2 separate regions of the Homo sapiens genome follow, and region 2 is linked to region 1. The links are chromatin loops, found by intact Hi-C in ENCODE. Cell type or tissue: mammary epithelial cell. All regions are shown on one strand. Links, peaks and the distances in the headings refer to the core of each region. The heading gives the core; the rest is flanking DNA.

Region 1 (8,939 bases), core at 367-8,366:
TACAAGTATACACATATACCTAATGCCCACATATACACACATACATATCCACATAGACATGCACATGGACACACAGATACATACAAGCCCACATACACACATACATACTTATACACAATACTCTCCCTCACACATGCACACATATATACACCCAAGCACACACTCCCATACACACGTCCAGTAACTGTCTAGAGCACCTTCAGTCAAACGTAAAAGAAACTACGTGTCTTTTTACACTTTAAACAAAGTGTAAAATCCCTGTCTCTACGTGTCCCACGGCACATTGAGCATTTACTCCTCACAAGTGAAGAACTGAAGTGTATTTGCTGTAAAGCAATGAAATCTTTACATCGTTAAATTTACTTGTGCCATGTAAATCTCTCAGACAGTCTTGCATTCTGACCTCTTCGGAAGAAATGTTTCCCATACATGTGCTTTTAAAAACTCTTCACGTAATGGAAATTCTCAAATAAACATAAAATGGAGAAAACAGTACAATGAGTCCCCGTGCCCCATCACACAGTCCCAAGAATCCCCAACCTTTTCTCAATCTGGTTTCGCCCACCCTCTTCCTACTCTCCCACTCCTCACCCCCACCCTCTGGAATAGTTTAAAGCACAAATCATAGGCATCGTGGTCATGTCTTCATTTGTAAATACCATGATATGCATCACTAGCAAGAATAACTTTTCCTGAAACTTTAATTCCTTATTATCATCTACCCTGATTCTATACTGATTTGTAACAGCGAGATAAAATAGCACCCAGTGCCTGCTGGAGAACACGTAGGTGCTAATCATCATCCTATTCCTCTCTCGTTCTTTTGATAAATTGGACTTCTTTCCTAGATTGGTGGGAATCTGGAAATAATGCTGTTGAAATAATCTGGAAAAACACAGCACATGTGGGTTGCTGCTCTTTTGGAAACAGATGAAAGATCAGAGAAAAAAGAAATTTTAATCAGGGAGAAAGTGAATTCTCAGAGTTCAAGAGTGACACAGGATTTTTTAAAGTGCCATCAATTGTCTCAGACAGTCTATTTATTACTATGTGAATACCAAGTACGTAAAACCCTTTGGAACCATGAAATAAGATACATGGTGTCAATTATAGAGAGAAGATTGGAAAGCATGCCTGATTATTTTTTCTATTTAGACATTGATGTCTCACAATTCTCCCTGGCAGGGGAAGACTGTGGGAGGTGCCCCAGCACCTTAGGTAGGCTCCTGGTTACAAAGGGAGGGCTAGGCCAACTCAGTAAAGTTTGGGCCCTGTACATAGCCCTGGTCAAACTGCCTGCAGGGCACACTCAGCTGGGCTCTTGGGGTGGAAGAAGTGAAGAACAAGGAAACACCCCTCACACCCATGCCTACCCAGCAGACCCGGCATGGGGCAGGTGTGCAGACAAGGTAAGTGTGTGCTGCATGAACAGGAGAACACCATGCAGATGCCCCTTAGTGCTGACAAAGCCAAGCTCGATTCCTGCAGAGCACTTTGCATGCATCCGGCATGCCCATGGGGGCCCCAGGTCATGAGGAGGTGCAGGGACCTTCCTGCACCTGAGGGTGCCGAGCGGGATGTGGCCCTGGGTGGGGAGGCTGGCCTGACCTTGGCAGGTGCACAGGCTCTGCCTTGTCGTTCAGGTGCAACCACCAACGTAGGCTCCGAGGCAAGAAGGGCGGGCTGGGAAGGCTCCTCTCTTCAGTGACTTGGTCTGGGTCTCACTTCTGCACAGCCCTATCTTACAGGAGAGGAGACCCAGCGCAGAGGCCAGAGAGACAGGAAAAGCGGAGGCAGGAGGATCCAACCCCAGGCCTGTCTGATGTCTGACGTGGGAGAATGAAGCATACATGTTTCTCAGAGAATAGACACTTTCTGCATTCTGGGTCCAAACTTAAAATCTCGGGCATTTTGGATGGCAACTCTCTTAAATGCAGCCAAACTTCTCCGACAGATGTTCTGCAGGACGAGCCATCGCCCCAGCTCTGCCTGCACCGTTGCCAGCTCCGTTCGTAGCCTTGCAGGCTCTGTGCGTAACGGCTGGAGTAGCAAGCTCACCCACGGTGGAAGCTGCCCCCTCTTCCACACCCACACTGTGCACTGCAGGGGCAAGGTCCTAGTGTTCCCAAATCTGGAGCTAAGTAGAGTTCAATAAAGGTGTGCTGGGCTGGGTGCAGTGGCTCACCCTGTAATTGCAGCACTTTCGGAGGCCGAGGTGGGCAGATCACCTGAGGTCAGGAGTTCAAGACCAGCCCGGCCAACATGGCAAAACCCTGTCTCTACTAAAACTACAAAAAAAAAAAAAAAAAAAAAAAAATTAGCCAGATGTGGTGGCAGATGCCTGTAATCCCAGCTACTTGGGAGGCTGAGGCAGAAGAATCGCTTAAACCTGGGAGGCAGAGGTTGCAGTGAGCCGAGATTGCGCCGTTGCACTCCAGCCTGGGCAACAGAGCGAGACTGTCTCAAAATAAATAAATAAATAAATAAATAAATAAATAAATAAATAAATAATATAGGTGTGCAGGAATAAATGAAGAGCTGTTAGTATCTGCAAATGCTGCAAGACTGCAAAGCAGGATTCACACTCGATTCCATTCCTAAATTGCCTCCTGGAAGAGAGTGATCCTGGGAGGACCCAGATCCTTGGCCTGGGAACTGAAGAGGAAAATGGATGACTGATGTGCTACTCAACCTTTAAAAATGGCTTTAAAACTAATTACCTAAGCCACGTTCAATCTGACAGGAGGTATTATTGGAGCTAGCGCATCAGTCAGATCACTTAATTACTTCATAAATCCTGGGTCTTAGCATAGATTTTAAAGCACTTTTACACAGAACACCATTGGAGCAGTTTTTTTCTTTTCATTTTCTTTTAAAGCAATTAACTTGCAGAGATTTGCAGGAGATTGAAATGAACACCACAGAAACGAAGCACCCTGCCCCAAGCACAGGTTCTTGGAATGCCTGTAGAGAAGTGAGGACTGCCTGCTTTTCTGGTCTACGCGTGTGTGTGTGCTGCACTGTGCCTGGCACTGAGGCTGGTGGTGACTGTGCACTCACAGGCCACCCTCACCAGACAACCAGGGAGTGGAAGATCCTGCCCATTTGAGATCAGTTCATACCTCGGCATCGACGAGGCTGACAGGCAGCTGACTCGATGCTGACGATGCTGACCAGACCTGCATTTTCCTGGCTGACCAGCCCTGCATTTTCCCGGCCTCTAGAGCTCTGAATCCTGGAGCTAGAGGGCAACCTAGGTCTTCTCTGTCACCTTCCCAGGCTGAGGTCCCCAACAGGCACTATCAGCTTGACCTGAACATTCAGTGCTGGGGCTGGTCCTGCCTCCCTGTGTACACAATAGCGTCATAGCGTGCAGGCAGGCTGGGCTTCCCTCTCCACCCATGCACTGATGAGAAGCCTCGGCCAGCGGCCGTCCTGCCCACCTGGCGTGGCCTCACAGGCATGCTCTGGGGGTAGGTCTTATTGCGAACAATGCCTACGTTGGGTCCCGGGTCTTTGGGCACAGCATAACCAGTGCCTTGGTGAGCTCTGGGTAGACACGGATTTTCACCCTTCCTCCTAGGGGGTGCTTCCTGGCTCTCTGGTGGTTGATAGAGATCTTCTCAGACTCTCCTCCACACCTCAATGCCCGTCCACTGCAGGCCCCCATCCACACTGACGCCTTCTGTGGGCACCAGAGCATCCTCCCAGAGGCAGCAGGCCCTTTCCTTATGTCGGCCTGGCCAGGAAGCTCCCACCTCTGCTCTGCACTCATGGAAGGGCCCAGACCTGCCCCTGGAAGGAGGGGAGTTAGGGCAGGTCATCGCTGAGGACTGTCTCGGCCTGACATCCCCGTCGCTTGCCCAGTGGATCGGGTGGGGAAGCCTGGCTCGTCACTGCTGAGCCCCTCTGTGGTCCCTCCCAGGGCCTGGGGAGCAAGGCCAGCCCTGAGAAGTCTCACCCCTGGGGGTAGGCGGAGTAAGGCAGGTCATATGTGGGCAATGCCTGGCACTTCATTCTACAAAAGGACAGCCGTACCCTTGGGGCAGTCGCCATCTCCTAATGGCCTGTATTTTCTATGCTACTAAGATAAAAAAAAACAAAGTGACACTGGGGAACTCCTGAGAATCTGGCCTTAGGCAGACCCTTCCTCACAAGCCCTTCCTTGTTTCTTTCAGCCGGAAATCCCTGTTTGCTCCACTGAACTTGGGGCACTCCTCTGGGTCACTGGTGGCCCTTGGGCCCTTGTGCATGGTACTATTGGTTCCTGAAATCCGAAATGTTCCCAACTAGCCTGTGGGCTCCTCAGGGGCAGGAACTGTGTCTTGGAGCCTCTCTGTGCCCGAGCACTGGCATAGCATCTGGCACATGGCAGGACCTCTGCAAAATGCATCGGAGACATGTCTGTTAGGATACGCAGACCTCCCATTTTGACATTTCAGGAACAGCCGGAAGAGGTACCATTCATCTGGAGGCTGAAGAGGGCTTATCCTGGATCAACCTCAAAAGCACTGGGCCCATACGCCAACCTGGAAAGGGCCGCTTGGCCTTTGTTTGAGCCCCTCTGACCCCTTTTGGCTTCACTCCATCACTCCCTTCCCTCACCCTGGGAGGATCCAGCCGCCATGCTGAACAACAAGCTCAGAGGCTGGCCCTGGAATGAAGTGAGCAGGGCAGGTTGGGGAGACTCAGTTGCAACTGCAGTGTCCCATGTGAGGGCCACATGGATTTCCACTGTGGAGAGATGCTGGTGGGACCCAGGCTCCCAGGCTAGCTCTCACTGTGCTTGGGGAGGATGCACAGAGCCTGTGGGTGACAGGAAGGCGCCCGTCCTCCCCACACACAGCAGGGAGGGCTTGCCGTGCGTCAGCTGTGGCAGGACGCATGCCTGTACTTGCTGTTTCTGGACCACATTCAGGAGTGGCAGTTGTCTACAGGGTAAAGCTTGCATGGAATGAACTGACTCCAGACGCCCTTGCAGGAATGTGCATACTCTCTGTGATGACACTGGAGAATGTGTCCCCGCCCCCCAAATTCCAGTAGGCCCTAGAAGGTCAGAGCTGGAAGGTACCACAAGGTGTTTATTCTGCACCCGTCTCAACCTTCTGAAAGCAAAGATCCAGTTTCTACCCACGCTGAGGGGTGGAGATCGACCTGTGTCAAGACTTCATTTGGGGCTACCCTCAGGAAGTATTTCTTGTATCCACTAATCCTGTGTCCTCTGTAGCACACAGAGCATCTGGTCATGTGGTGGTTACAGAGGGTTCCAACTGGACTAATTAATCCGCCAACACCTATTGGGCACCTATCATACACCATGCAGCAGGAGGCTCTCAGGGCACAGCAGGACCGGAAGGAAGGAAGGCTGCAGATGGCAAGCCCATCAGTGCTAAGGCCAAGGCCAGAGCTGCTGAGTGCCATGCAGGCAGCAAGCAGGGAGCTGATATGGCAGCATCTGGCTGGGCAGGAAGCAGTGTGGCAGGTGCACAGGTGTGCAGGGCATGCGGTTCCGTGCTGTGCACCACTGCAAGCCTAAAGCTCGCTCAGCACCCACACGCAACAGGCTCCAAACGTGTGAATCACTGTTATATAAACAGATCTCCTTCCATTGCTCATACAGCTTGAAAGGCTGACGATACTTAATATACCTAATCCGAATTTGGATTTCTAGCTCAGTCTTCCCTCTCACCTCCAGGTACATATCTCTGCCTGGACTTGTGTAAGTATCTTTGATTTAACCCACCCAAATCCAAGCTCCTGATCTTCTCTCCAGCATCTTCCCCCCCTGCAATGTTCCAGATCTAGGAAACTAGGACTCCATTCTTCTACTGTGCAGGACAAAAACTCTGAAGTCATCCATGCCCCCTCTCTCCTCTCACAGCCCACATCTGATCCATCTACACATCTCTCGACCCTGCTTTCAGAATCTGACTGCTTCATACACTCCACTGATGCTGCCCCGTCGGAGTCACCTTCACCTGATATTGCAATGACCTTCTAACTGGCTTCCCCGCCTTTGTTCCTCTCCCACCCTCACTTCCGTCTATTCTGACCAGCTGTCAGCCTATTAACACAGAAGTTCAGATCACCTCTGTCCTCTGCCTAAAATCTCTCAGTGACTTCCAACCAAGTCCCTGTGAGGGCTGACAAAGCCCAGTGCGATCTGGTCCCTATGCTCTCAATGCCTGGTCCTGTCCTATTCTGCTCCTCTTCCCACTGCCCCCTGCAGCCTCGGGGGCCTCTCTGCTGTGCCTGGAACACACCAGACACACTCCTGCCCGGGGGCCTTAGCATCCCCTGGAACACACCAGACACACTCCTGCCCGGGGGCCTTAGCATCCCCTGGAACACACCAGGCACACTCCTGCCCGGGGGCCTTAGCATCCCCTGGAACACACCAGGCACACTCCTGCCCAGGGGCCTTAGCATCCCCTGGAACACACCAGGCACACTCCTGCCCGGGGGCCTTAGCATCCCCTGGAACACACCAGGCACACTCCTGCCCGGGGGCCTCAGCATCCCCTGAACGCTTTGCTTGGAATGCCCTTTTCCCAGATGTCTGCAGAGCTCACCCCCTCATCTTCTTTGAGCTTTACTCAAATGTCCCTTCCCTGAGGCCTTCCCGGTACACCCTGAAATGCCCTTGTCACCCTGCCCTGCTTCATTTTTCTCCTTAGAGCTTCTCATCATCTAATGGACAACAGCTTCCTGCCTGGTAATCTTGTTTCACGGCCTCCTCTGCCTTCCAGAATGTAAGCTTAGCATCTGTTTTGTTCACCAGTGCATCCCCAGTGCTTAGAACTTGGTAAATGCTCAATAAGTATCTGTTGAGTGAAGGCTGTGTTCTTGGAGGGGAGTATTCTTTGAATAAACTGATGAATTCCACTTCCTAATGTTTTATTTAAGACTTCCGTATCCCTATTCAAATTTGCCTATAGTTCTTTCTCTCTCTTTTTTTTTTTTTTTTGGCATATTGATCAATTTCTCTTCACTCTTATTTCCCTCTAGTGATCTGGAAGGTTGGCATCCTGTTTTAAATCTTGATTATCTCTCTATTATAGGAAGATATTTGAGTTTATATGTCTCTATCAGTGCTAAGAGTAAGACATAATCCATCACCCCTCCCACTAAATGTGGAATCAGAATCTCAGCAAATTTTTATTCCTCCCCATTCTCATCCCCTGCCTTTATGTTTCTGTAGGAGTGTAAGGTGGGAGAGTGGGTAGGACATCCACCACAGGCATTCAGATAAGACCCCTCCATGAGGCCAGGTCTGAGCTGCAGCCATGGGAAGCCCTAGGGACAGCTGTCCCCAAGGAGGGAGCAGCACGTGCCAAGGCCCCATGGAGGTAAGACCAGGCATGTTAGGGGAACAGAACGGAGGTCAATGATGAGGCGCAGGAAATGATTCACGGTGGAGAGGTGCTAGCAGGATGTGCAGGTCAGGCTAAGAGATTTGGGTTTTGCTCTAAGAGCTGTGGGAGGTCATTAAAGTTAGCAGGGGTGCATCATTTTCTGAATTATATTTTAAAAGGATCATTGGATGCTGGGTGGAGAGTGGCTCTAGCCAGTAGGGGTTGAGGCAGGGGGGCCAGTGGAATGAGGAGGTAAGACACTATAGGGGACTGAACTGAGGCAGTGGGCAGACTGAGATATATTCTGGAAGCAGATGGTGAAGGAGACAAAGAAGAATTAAAGGTTCACTCCTGGGATTTGGCCAAGCAATGGAGTGCAAGGTGAAGCTTTTTTTTTTTTTTTTTTGAGTTGGAGTCTTGCTCTATCATCCAGGCTGGAGTGCAGTGGCGCAATCTCAGCTCACTGCAAGCTCCACCTCCCAGGTTCACACCATTCTCTTCCCTCAGCCTCCCAAGTAGCTGGGACTACAGGTGCCCGCCACCATGCCTGGTTAACTTTTTGTATTGTTAGTAGAGATGGGGTTTCACCATGTTGGCCAGGATGGTCTCGATCTCCTGACCTTGTGATTCACCCGCCTCGGCCTCCCAAAGTGCTGGAATTACAGGCATGAGCCACCATGCCCAGCCCAAAGCTATTTACATTAATGTGGAAAGCAAGAAAGAGGCAGTTTGGGAGTTTGTCTAAGGTGCACAAGCTCAGAGCCAGTTAGACCCATGCCCAGAAGCAGGAGGCTGCTGCAGAGCAGGTCTGGGTGCAAGAGGGCAGGGAGAGGCAGCTTTGGGCACCACCAGCAGGTACAAGGTGCTCAGTGTCACGGGGCTGGATGAGATCCCTGGATGGGAACAAAGAGCAGAGGACCCAGGAGTGCGTGCAGGGGTATGTGCGAGAGGATCAGCCAACGAGATGCACAAGGGGCAGCCTGTGAGGTGGAGAGGGCCCCCAGGTGTGGCATCACTGCAGCTGTGCAAGAGGGCACTTCTAGAGGGGGTGAGCTGCCAACGTCGCTGTGTGCCGGGCCCTGCTCTCGGTATCCAGCCTGTCTTACCTGATTTCATCCCACCGCAACCCAGTAACTTGCGTACTATCCCCATTTTCTAGATAAGAAGACCAAGGCCTAGAAAAGCTAAGTGACTTGCCAAGGTCACAGGTATTTGTAAGAGTTAGAGCCAGCATCTACCCCCAGGTAGAAGGGCTCCTGAGCCCCCAGTCTTAACCACTGCACCCTGTGGTCCCCAGAGAGGGTGCTTAGTTTGTTAGAACCATAGACCCTGGCTTTAACAACCTGGGGAGGACAGAGATGGGACCATAGGCTTGGGCAATGTGGAAACGGTGGGGGACCCTGACGAGCCCCGGTATTTTGTGCAGTGGATGGGAGTGGGCTGGGAGTGAGCCAGTGATGGCCATGGCAGGCAGCTTGTTCTGCCGGCTTTGCCATAAAGGGGAGCAGAGAAGTGGGTGGTGGCTGGAGGGGATGTGGACTCAGGGGAGAGGCATCAGTGCACGCATGTTGGCCTAATAGGAAG
Region 2 (8,939 bases), core at 324-8,323, 280 kb after region 1:
AGAAGCTGTCACTGAATGGGTTGAATAGCAGGTGGAGACAACATTAGAAACAATGAATCTGAGGCTAGATCAATATAAATTATCCTAAATAAGGAGAAAATAAGACTTTAAAATGAATAGAATCTCACAAACACGTGGGACGATAACAATCTAAAATTAATGTGATCAGAGACTCAATGGAAAAGAGAGTGTGGTGCCCAAAAATATCTGAAGAAAAAATGATTGAAAATTTCCCAAATTGGGCAAAAGACATAAGTTGACAAATTTAAGAGATTGAGCAAACTCCAAGCAGGATAAATCCAAATAAATCCATGCCCAAATACATAACAATAAAACATCTGAAAACTAAAGACAAATTTAAAACTTTTAGAAACAGCCAGAAAACAATTATTACCTACAGCATTAAAACTATTCAAATGACAGCATATTTTTCAGCAGAAATCATGAAGGCCAGAAGGACGTGTCATAAGACTTTTCAAGTGCTGAAAGAAAAAGAAAAACTGTCACCCAGAATTCTATGTTTGGCAAAACTAACTTTCAAGTATGAGGGTGAAATAAAGATATTCTCAGATGAAGAAAATCTAAGAAAATTTGTTACCAGCAGAACTGCCTTAAAAATTTTTTTGCTGGAGGAAGTAATTCCGACAGAAAATAAATGATAACAGAAGGAAATGTGGAACGTTTGGAATGAAGATGAGCCTCGGAAAGGATATATTACTTTTCTATTGCTTTATAACAAATTACTAGAAACTTGGAAGCTTAAAACAACACGTTGTGGATGAATATTTTGGGCATCGCTTAGCTGGATTCTCTGTTTCAGGGTGTCACCAGGTTACAACACAGGTGTTGGTGGGACTGTGTTCCTTTCTGGATCTTGGAGTCTTCTTCCAACCTCATCACACTGTTAGAAGAATTCAATTCCTTGCAGTTGTAGGAGTGAGGCCCTCAGATCCCGAAGGACACCCACAGATTTTGCAATGTGTTCCTGAATAAGCAGTTCCTATCAGACCATCTTTCTTCTTCAAGGACTGCTGTGGTTAGGGACGCTCATCTGCAACAACACAGTGTAATTCAGCACTTCTCATGCTCTTCTTCTCACGCTCCTCAAAAATCCACCTTTTTCAGGGTGATGTCAATGAAGTCCAACAGTGAGCTGAACATGAAGCCCCACCTGGGCCTGCAGACTATACCCAAAAAGAAGAAGAATTTAAAAGAAAAAACAATTAGTTCTTATGACATAATATCCAACATGTCCAGGAGACAATAAAAAATCCATATACCAAGAACCAGGACATTCACAACTTGATTGAGAAGAGATGATCAAAAGGTGCCAGCGTTGAGAAGACTCAGACATTGGGATTACCTGACAAGAATTTTAAAGCAACTATCATGAAAATGCCTCACTGAGCAATTACTAACACTCTTAATACAAATAGAAAGTAGAAAATAAATAGAAGATATAAAAAGGTACCAAGGGAAATTATGTAACAAAAAATATAATAATTGAAATTAAAAACTCACTGGGCTGCCTCAGTAGTGGACAAGAGATGATAGAGGAACGAAAAATCGATGAACTCAAAAGCATATCAATAGAAATGTCCAGTCTGGGCCAGGCATGGGGACTCATGCCTGTAATCCCAGCACTTTGGGAGGCCGAAGCAGGTGGATTACTTGAGGCCAGGAGTTCAAGACCAGCCTGGCTAACATGGCAAAACACCGTCTCTACTAAAAATACAAAAATTAGCCAGGTGTGGTGGTGCATGCCTGTAATCCCAGCTACTCAGGAGGCTGAGGCAGGAGAATTGCTTGAGCCTGGGAGGTGGAGGTTGCAGTGAGCCGAGATCGCAGCACTGCACTCCAGCCTGGGCGACAGAGCAAGACTCCATCTCAAACAAACAAACAAACAAACAAAAAACTGAAAAGAGAAATACAGAAAGCCACCATTAGAGTTGGAGACTGCAACATTTCTCTGTCAGTAATTGACAGAATAAGAACACGGAATATTGGCAAAGATAGAAAAATGCTGAAAAATACTATCAAGCAAATTGACCTAATCGTCACTGATAAAACACATGACCTGGACCAGTGGAATACACATTATTTTCAAGTGCACATGTAACATTCAGCATGATAGACCGTATGTGAGCCATAAAGCAAATCAACAAATTTAAAATAACTAAAATAATACAAATTTTATTCTCTTACCACAGTGAAAACCAGCTACAAACTAAGTACAAAAATATATCTTGAAAATGTCTTTGAGGACATTTTTAAGACCAATAACTCATTTAAACAATTATCTTTAAATGCTTTATTTAAAAATTATCTTTTGGGCCAGGTGCAGTGGCTTATGCCTGTAATCCCAGCAGTTTGGGAGGCCAAGGCAGGAGGCTCACTTGAGCCCAAGGGTTCAAGACAAGCCTGGGCAACATAGTGGGACCCTACCTCTAGAAAAAAATTTAAAAATTAGCCCACCATGGTGATGCAGACCTGTGGTCCCAGCTACCCGGGAGGCTAAGGTGGGAGAATCTCTTGAGCCTGGGAGGTGGAGATTGCAGTGAACTGAGATCGTGCCTCTGCACTCCAGCTTGGGTGACAGAGCAAGACCCTGTCTCAATAATAATAATATAAATCTTTTGACCAAAAGGAATTCAAAAGTGAAATTATAAAATATTTTAAATTATACATAATAGAATTTGTGAAATGTTCTCAAAGTTCAGACGGAAATTTATAGCATTACTTATAATACTTATATTAGAAAAGGAGAAATGTCTCAAATTAGTGACCCAAGCATCTACCTTAAGAAACTAGGGAGAAAAAAGGAATACTGTTTGCAATCTGTGAGCATTTTTTATATTTAGTGATTAAAATCACAGCCTGGCTACTATCAGGGCCATTTTCCACTTTCTCAGCATGAACTCACTTTTGGTGCCACATTTCTTTTACTGTGAAATAAATTCTTTGATCAGAAGCAATCTTGTGTGAAACAGTGAATAAAGCTAGAGAAGGCGAATCCGTGTTCAAAGTAAGCATCTATTCCAGTGTGGACAAATCAACGTTCCCTGCTTGATGGGGAGGGGCGGGGGTTCAGTGGAATCATCTCTTTGTGCTTATATTTTTGTGCACAAGAATATGACATGCTTCATGAAAGGAAGAACTTAGCTTAGTGCTAAATCCCCAGGGCTCAGGAGGGTGCATGCCACATAGGGGCTCAGTACTTTCGCTGAATGAAGAAATACGCTTAAGTGTTCTATAGTACAGAGTTTTCGCAGGGGCTTTTCCTGTGTTTCTTGGATTATATTTTCCTCAAGATGAACTCTTCATCTTTCTTTCGCAGACTGTGTTTCTTCCTGTCTTTCCTTTCATCTGGGTTCTCTCGTTCCCCTTCTATCATATGTATGTGTGGTTACTGAGCCGTTTCTTTTTTTTTAAGACCGCTTTATTAAGAAGTAATTTATATGCTGTAAAGGTTACCAGCTTAAAGTGTAACTGGCTTTCTTCCCTTAGCACCGTGTTTTTGAGGTTTATTCACCTTATGGTGTGTATCAGTACTTCATTCCTTTATGTGATGAAATAGTATTCCATTATATGAATGAACTACATTTTGTTTATGTATTATTCATCAGTGGGACATTTGGGTTGTTTCCACTTTTTTACTATGAATAATGGTGCTGTAAACGAGTTTTTTAGTGTATGTCCTAAAACCTAAAATAACAATAGACAGATAGGCTCTCCAAAGGAGTTTATCTGGGATTGGTGGGGGATTGCAATCCAAGATACCCATGCCACAATGAACCAAGAAACACCCAAAGATGCTGGGGTCAAGGCAAACTTTTATAAAGACAAAAAGGAGAAAGTCATGTAAGCTGGTTTGAAACAAAAACTCTTGACTGTTGAAGCTCATAGCTCCTCATTGGTCACGCTGGCTGTTGCTGGGGAGATGTCTTCACAGCAGCAGCTTAACATGGAGTGTTTATGGTTTCCAGGGAGTCCTTGTAATAGTTCTTATCATAGGTACATGTGCGTGAGTACTCCTCCTTCAGGGCCTCCCGGATTCATTTTGCTAGGGTTTGACCTAAGTGACCCCATTTTGGTGCTGACAACTTTCACAACATATCTCCACTTCTCTTGGGTGTATACCTAGAAGATTCCCCAAGTCACATGGTAACTCTATGTTTAACATTTTCACAAATTGCCAGACTGTTTTCCTGGGCAGCTACATCACTTTACATCCCCACCAGCAATATATGAAGGTTCCAATTTCTCCACATTCTCATCAATACTTGTTATTGTGTTTTCTTTTTCTTTTATTTTTTAGAGACAGTGTCTCGCTCTGTGGCTCAGGCTGGAGTGCAGTGGTGTGGTCACAGTGTCGATGAAGAGTCCAACTCTGTAAAATATTTGAAGAGATTTATTCCGAACCAAATATGAGTGAGGCACAGTATCAAGAGGTCCTAAGAACATGTGCCCGGTGTGGTCCGGCTACAGCTTGAATTTATACATTTTAGGGAGACATAAGACACCAGTCAATACATGTAAGATGCAGACTGGTTCCATCTGGAAAGGCAGGACAGCTCGAAGCAGGGGCTTCCAGATCATGGGTAGATTCAAGGATTTTCTAATTGGCAATTGGTTGAAAGTGTTATTGTCTAAAGACCTCTAATCAACAGAGGGGAGTGTCTGGGTTATGATAAGGGATTGTGGAGACCAAGGTTCTTATCATGCAGATGAAGCCTCCAGATTGCGAGCTTCAGAGAGAATAGATTGGAAATGTTTCTTAGACTGAAAAAGGTGCCAGATTTGTGACTGATTCTCTGCTGTGTCAGGGAAAAGACCTGAAAGGGAAGGGGATTCTTTGCAGAATGTAGATTTTTCCAAGAGACAGCTATGCGGGGCCATTTCAAGATATGGCAAAGAAACATATTTGGGGTTAAAATATTTTGATTTATCTGTCATGTGATGTTATGCCAGAGTCAGGTTGGAAAGTAAGCCACATCACATAGGGTTAAATAAAACTGCTTTGAGATTTTATAAGGTGCAACTCCCCAGCCCCTTAGATAGGAATTTGGGCAAGAGGGAAAAAAGGTCAGAGTTTAGTCCTCAGTAGCTAACTGTAACTCCACCTCCTGGGCTCAAAGATCGCTCCCACCTCAGCTTCCCAAGTAGCTGGGACCACAGGCGCACACCTGCTTATTTTTATTTATTTTTTTTAGAGACAGGCGTAACTACGTTGCGCAGGCAGGTTAAGAATGCCTTTTATTATAGTCATTCTAGTGGGTGGTGAGTCATTTCATTTTGTTCTCATGTAAAAGGACAACTTCATAATATGTGAACAAATTCCCTTGGTTTTCTCTTCGAGCATTTTGCAAGTTGTATTTTGTGTTCTATTCTACATTCCGTGCCCTGATAGCTAGGAGTGAGGCAGGGAAAAGCTCAGCTGAGACTATATCTTTGCTAGAATATCTGGTCTCTGGTTTCTTGACTAGGATTTTCTAAATGTCCTGAATCAAAGTTTCCTCCCCAGGGAATGATGCAATGACCCCTGGGGGTCACCCCAGGCTTTGGATCCTTTATCTGGTTCAGCAGGGAACCCCTGAACCCATCAGAGTCCCTCCTGTTTGTTCACGAGCCCTCTCTCACTGGTCTCTTCCCAGCAGCCCTTTTCACTTCCCCCAGCAGTAACAGGAGAAAGATATAGATACCTCTCTTTCTCCGAATTAACCTGTTTTTCCTCACCAGTGAGACCCCCCCACCTTTTTTTTTTTTGGAGACAGAGTTTCGCTCTTGTTGCCCAGGCTGGAGTGCAATGGTATGATCTCGGCTCACAGCAGCCTCTGCCTCCCAGGTTCAAGCAATTCTCCTGCCTCAGCCTCCTGAGTAGCTGGGATTACAGGCACCTGCCACCACGCCCACCTAATTGTTTTGTATTTTTAGTAGAGACGGGGGTTTCACCATGTTGGCCAGGCTGGTCTCGAACTCCTAGCCTCAGGTGATCTGCCCGCCTCGGACTCTCAAAGTGCTGGGATTGCAGGTGTGAGCCACCACGTCTGGCCTCCAGTGAGACTTTCTGAGTTTTGTTGCGCCAGCAGGGCCATTTGCGGGAGTAATCTTACACACCTGAGCAATAATTTTTTTTCCCTGTATTCACAATTTTTTGACGTTTTTGGCATTTGGCTGTATCCTTTTGCTTGTTCGCTGTGGAGTTTTCATTTGTTTGCTGGTTTTGGGCAGGAAGGAGGTGCTGGCTTTTCCTACAGTGTGTTTATCATTTAAGTATTTGAGAAGGGAGATGCTGCAATCCAGCTGCACTCTACCACTTTAAAAATTCTCAGCAATACTTTTAGGTGTTTAGCTTACTCCCAGCAATTCCTCCTTACTCATTCATCAAACTCCTAGTCACTGTGCACCTGCTGCATGGCCGGCAGGGCTCTCAGAGCTGAGCTACAGCAGAGAACCAGAGCCCTGCCTTCGTGGAGCCTTAGTAAATTATGTCCACGTGTCTCCATCAAAGCGTATTTTGCATAAAAGTGTTGTGTTTATGGAAGACAATTTCAATACATTTAAAAGAATTTAAATCAAATTTGCCTAGGTTACAAAATTAACCAATAGGTCTAGTGCATAGCATCACTACAGTTATCATATTATAAATTTGCTAAGAGTAGATTTTAAGTGCTCTTACCATGAAAGAAACGCATACGATGTATATACAATAAAAGTTTAAAAAATGTGTCTACCCCCTAACATTCATGTGACACTTCATACTCTACCAAAAGGGCAGAACAGAGGGGAAGCTTTAGAGCAGGAGCGGAGGAATCTGCCTCCATTTTTCCTGGGTGTTTTTTTTTTTCCTTTTTATGCATATTCTACTTATGTAGTGCCTTCATTTTCAGGCTTTTTCAATGTTGTATTTGAGAAGCTGCATCAGGTACAGCTCATTTTCCACTCATTGCTTACAGGATGAATTAAAATCATTTGCATATTCCGTAGCTGATGATATATGCCCAAAATAAATGCAAGTCTGGCATAAGGCATTAAAAAAAAAGTACAGAGAAATGAAGTTGTGTGGCATAGAGAAGGTATTTTTACATTTTAAAATCTTGAAGCATAAGATCTTTGAAAAAATCTTTTTATACGCACCATAAACCAGTTGTTCCTCAGCAATTTGCAGAAATCAGATCAACATGGTGTTACAGACAAATATTTACTTGAAGCCAATTTCTATATATTATCTCCTTGCAGCCACCTCAACTGCCAGTCCCTGGAATTGTACACAGTCCCTTCAAAACCTTGAGGACACCCGTGGCATTAACTCAGCAAATAAATGAGAGCCTCTGTGTGCACGGCATTGTTCTAGGGACAATGGAGGGGGTAGACATAAATAACCCAGCACCTTCCCGTGAGGCATTACTGGGGTAAATGGAAGAGAGCTGACAAAGCAAGGTAGAGATTCTTAAGGGGAAATCATGACAGATGGCCTGCTGCAGTGATAAATTCTGAGTGTCTAGAGAACTATCAATAGAGGATGGTTGACTGATATGGTTCCCAACCTGTGTGAACAGGATGGCTATCTAATCATATCCCTGGGTCAGAGCCCATAGCTCACACATGATGGACTGAGTATTTGTGTCTTTTCCACCCCAAATTCACATGTGGAAATCCTCACCACTGTAATGATGGTATCAGGAGGTGGGACCTTTGGGAGGTGATCAGGTCATGAGGGTGGAGCTCTCAGGATTGGGATTAGTGCCCTTATAGAAGAGGCCCCAGAGAGATCTTCCCTGCCTCTACCATGTGAGGATGTGAGAAGATGTTATGAGGAAGAAGGCCCTCACCAGATACCAAATTTACCAGCACCTTCATCTTGGACTTTCTAGCTTCCAGAACTCTTAAGAAATAAATTTCTGTTGTTAAGCCACGCCGTTTATGGTATTGTTATAGCAATCCTGAAAATCTAAGACAGCAGAGGAATAGAACCTGAAGGTCAGACTCCAACATGGCATTTTGCTGCCAGCAGAGGCCCATGGGATTTGCTACAAGAGATTGCACCCACACTCCCTAGTGCCCTTTGAAAGTATAGTTTTACTTTGCAGTTTCTTTTTGGGGCTGTGTATGAGTTCATCGTTCATAAATTTGTTTGTACTATTTGAAAATCTCTTCGTATTTCCTGCTAGTTCTGTCTCAGGCCATCAGCTCTATCAAAGTCCTTGATCTGAAGCATTCCTGACTGGCTTACATCCTTCAGGTTCCAAGGGCTATGCCCTTGTGCAAACTTTTTAGGATTTGGGAACAAGTTCATTTATGCCTCCTTTCATGGATTCTGAATCTTTGAGCTTTACTCTCAGACACTGCAGCTTCATTATCTAATTCAGGCCCCAGAGCCACAAAAATGGTTAATCAAGGATGCTGTTACCTATTTCCACCAAGGGCAATGCATACTTCCTACTAACTTCCCACCGACTCCCTGGTTCCACCTTGCATGGTTGCTCAACAGGGAAGTATTAGATTCTCTTCTACACAGAGCTACATAAGGAGACTCAGGAGACATTTTTATTATAGTTAGCAAAGGGGCTACTTCTTGAAGAAAAGATCGTCTTCTAAAGAAACACCTGCTCAATCAACAGTTTAACGGATACAAAAAGTGTGTCTTTGCTCTCAGAAAGAAAGGTCCACATAAACCGGGTTACTCCCATCCTGAAGAACTGCTCATGCTCTGTGACAAGTTCCTCGTAAACAAAACAAAACAAAACCAGTTTTTTTTTCTGTTTCTGGAACTAGAATGGGGAAGCAAATGTAATGGGGATGCGCCACCTAGCGACGAGAGATGGAACTGTCACTCAACTAAGAAAAGGACTGTGCTTTAAACAGCAGCAAGTGATCACTGAAACCTTTCAGGTAAACTGAAATCAATAAATCATCTGCTGAATGAAATATGCAGATAT

The links. A loop is a pair of places that touch in the nucleus more often than their neighbours do. Peaks named below come from ENCODE experiments on the same cell type or tissue, not always from the same donor. Only the 100,000 strongest peaks of a DNase experiment are listed, where the experiment ranks them.
Region 2: it touches region 1 in a loop (8-fold over the local background); 4 of 110 quality-filtered maps call a loop at or near these places.

The regions. Positions count from the first base shown.
Region 1 is chr15:101,354,214-101,363,152 of GRCh38, forward strand. All of the region lies in intron 13 of PCSK6 (proprotein convertase subtilisin/kexin type 6), which reads right to left. Among named protein-coding and RNA genes, the nearest start is that of PCSK6-AS1, 24 kb to the left of the region's middle. RefSeq lists enhancers at 3,003-3,946, 4,891-5,834, 5,835-6,778, 8,625-8,939. In mammary epithelial cell, for the core only: no CTCF peak of the experiment used is centred there; DNase peaks (open chromatin) are centred at 4,918 and 5,558; H3K27ac peaks cover 1,537 bases.
Region 2 is chr15:101,632,545-101,641,483 of GRCh38, forward strand. It overlaps a transcript of TM2D3 not described here. Among named protein-coding and RNA genes, the nearest start is that of TM2D3, 15 kb to the right of the region's middle. RefSeq lists a silencer at 8,739-8,898. In mammary epithelial cell, for the core only: no CTCF peak of the experiment used is centred there; a DNase peak (open chromatin) is centred at 5,257; H3K27ac peaks cover 535 bases.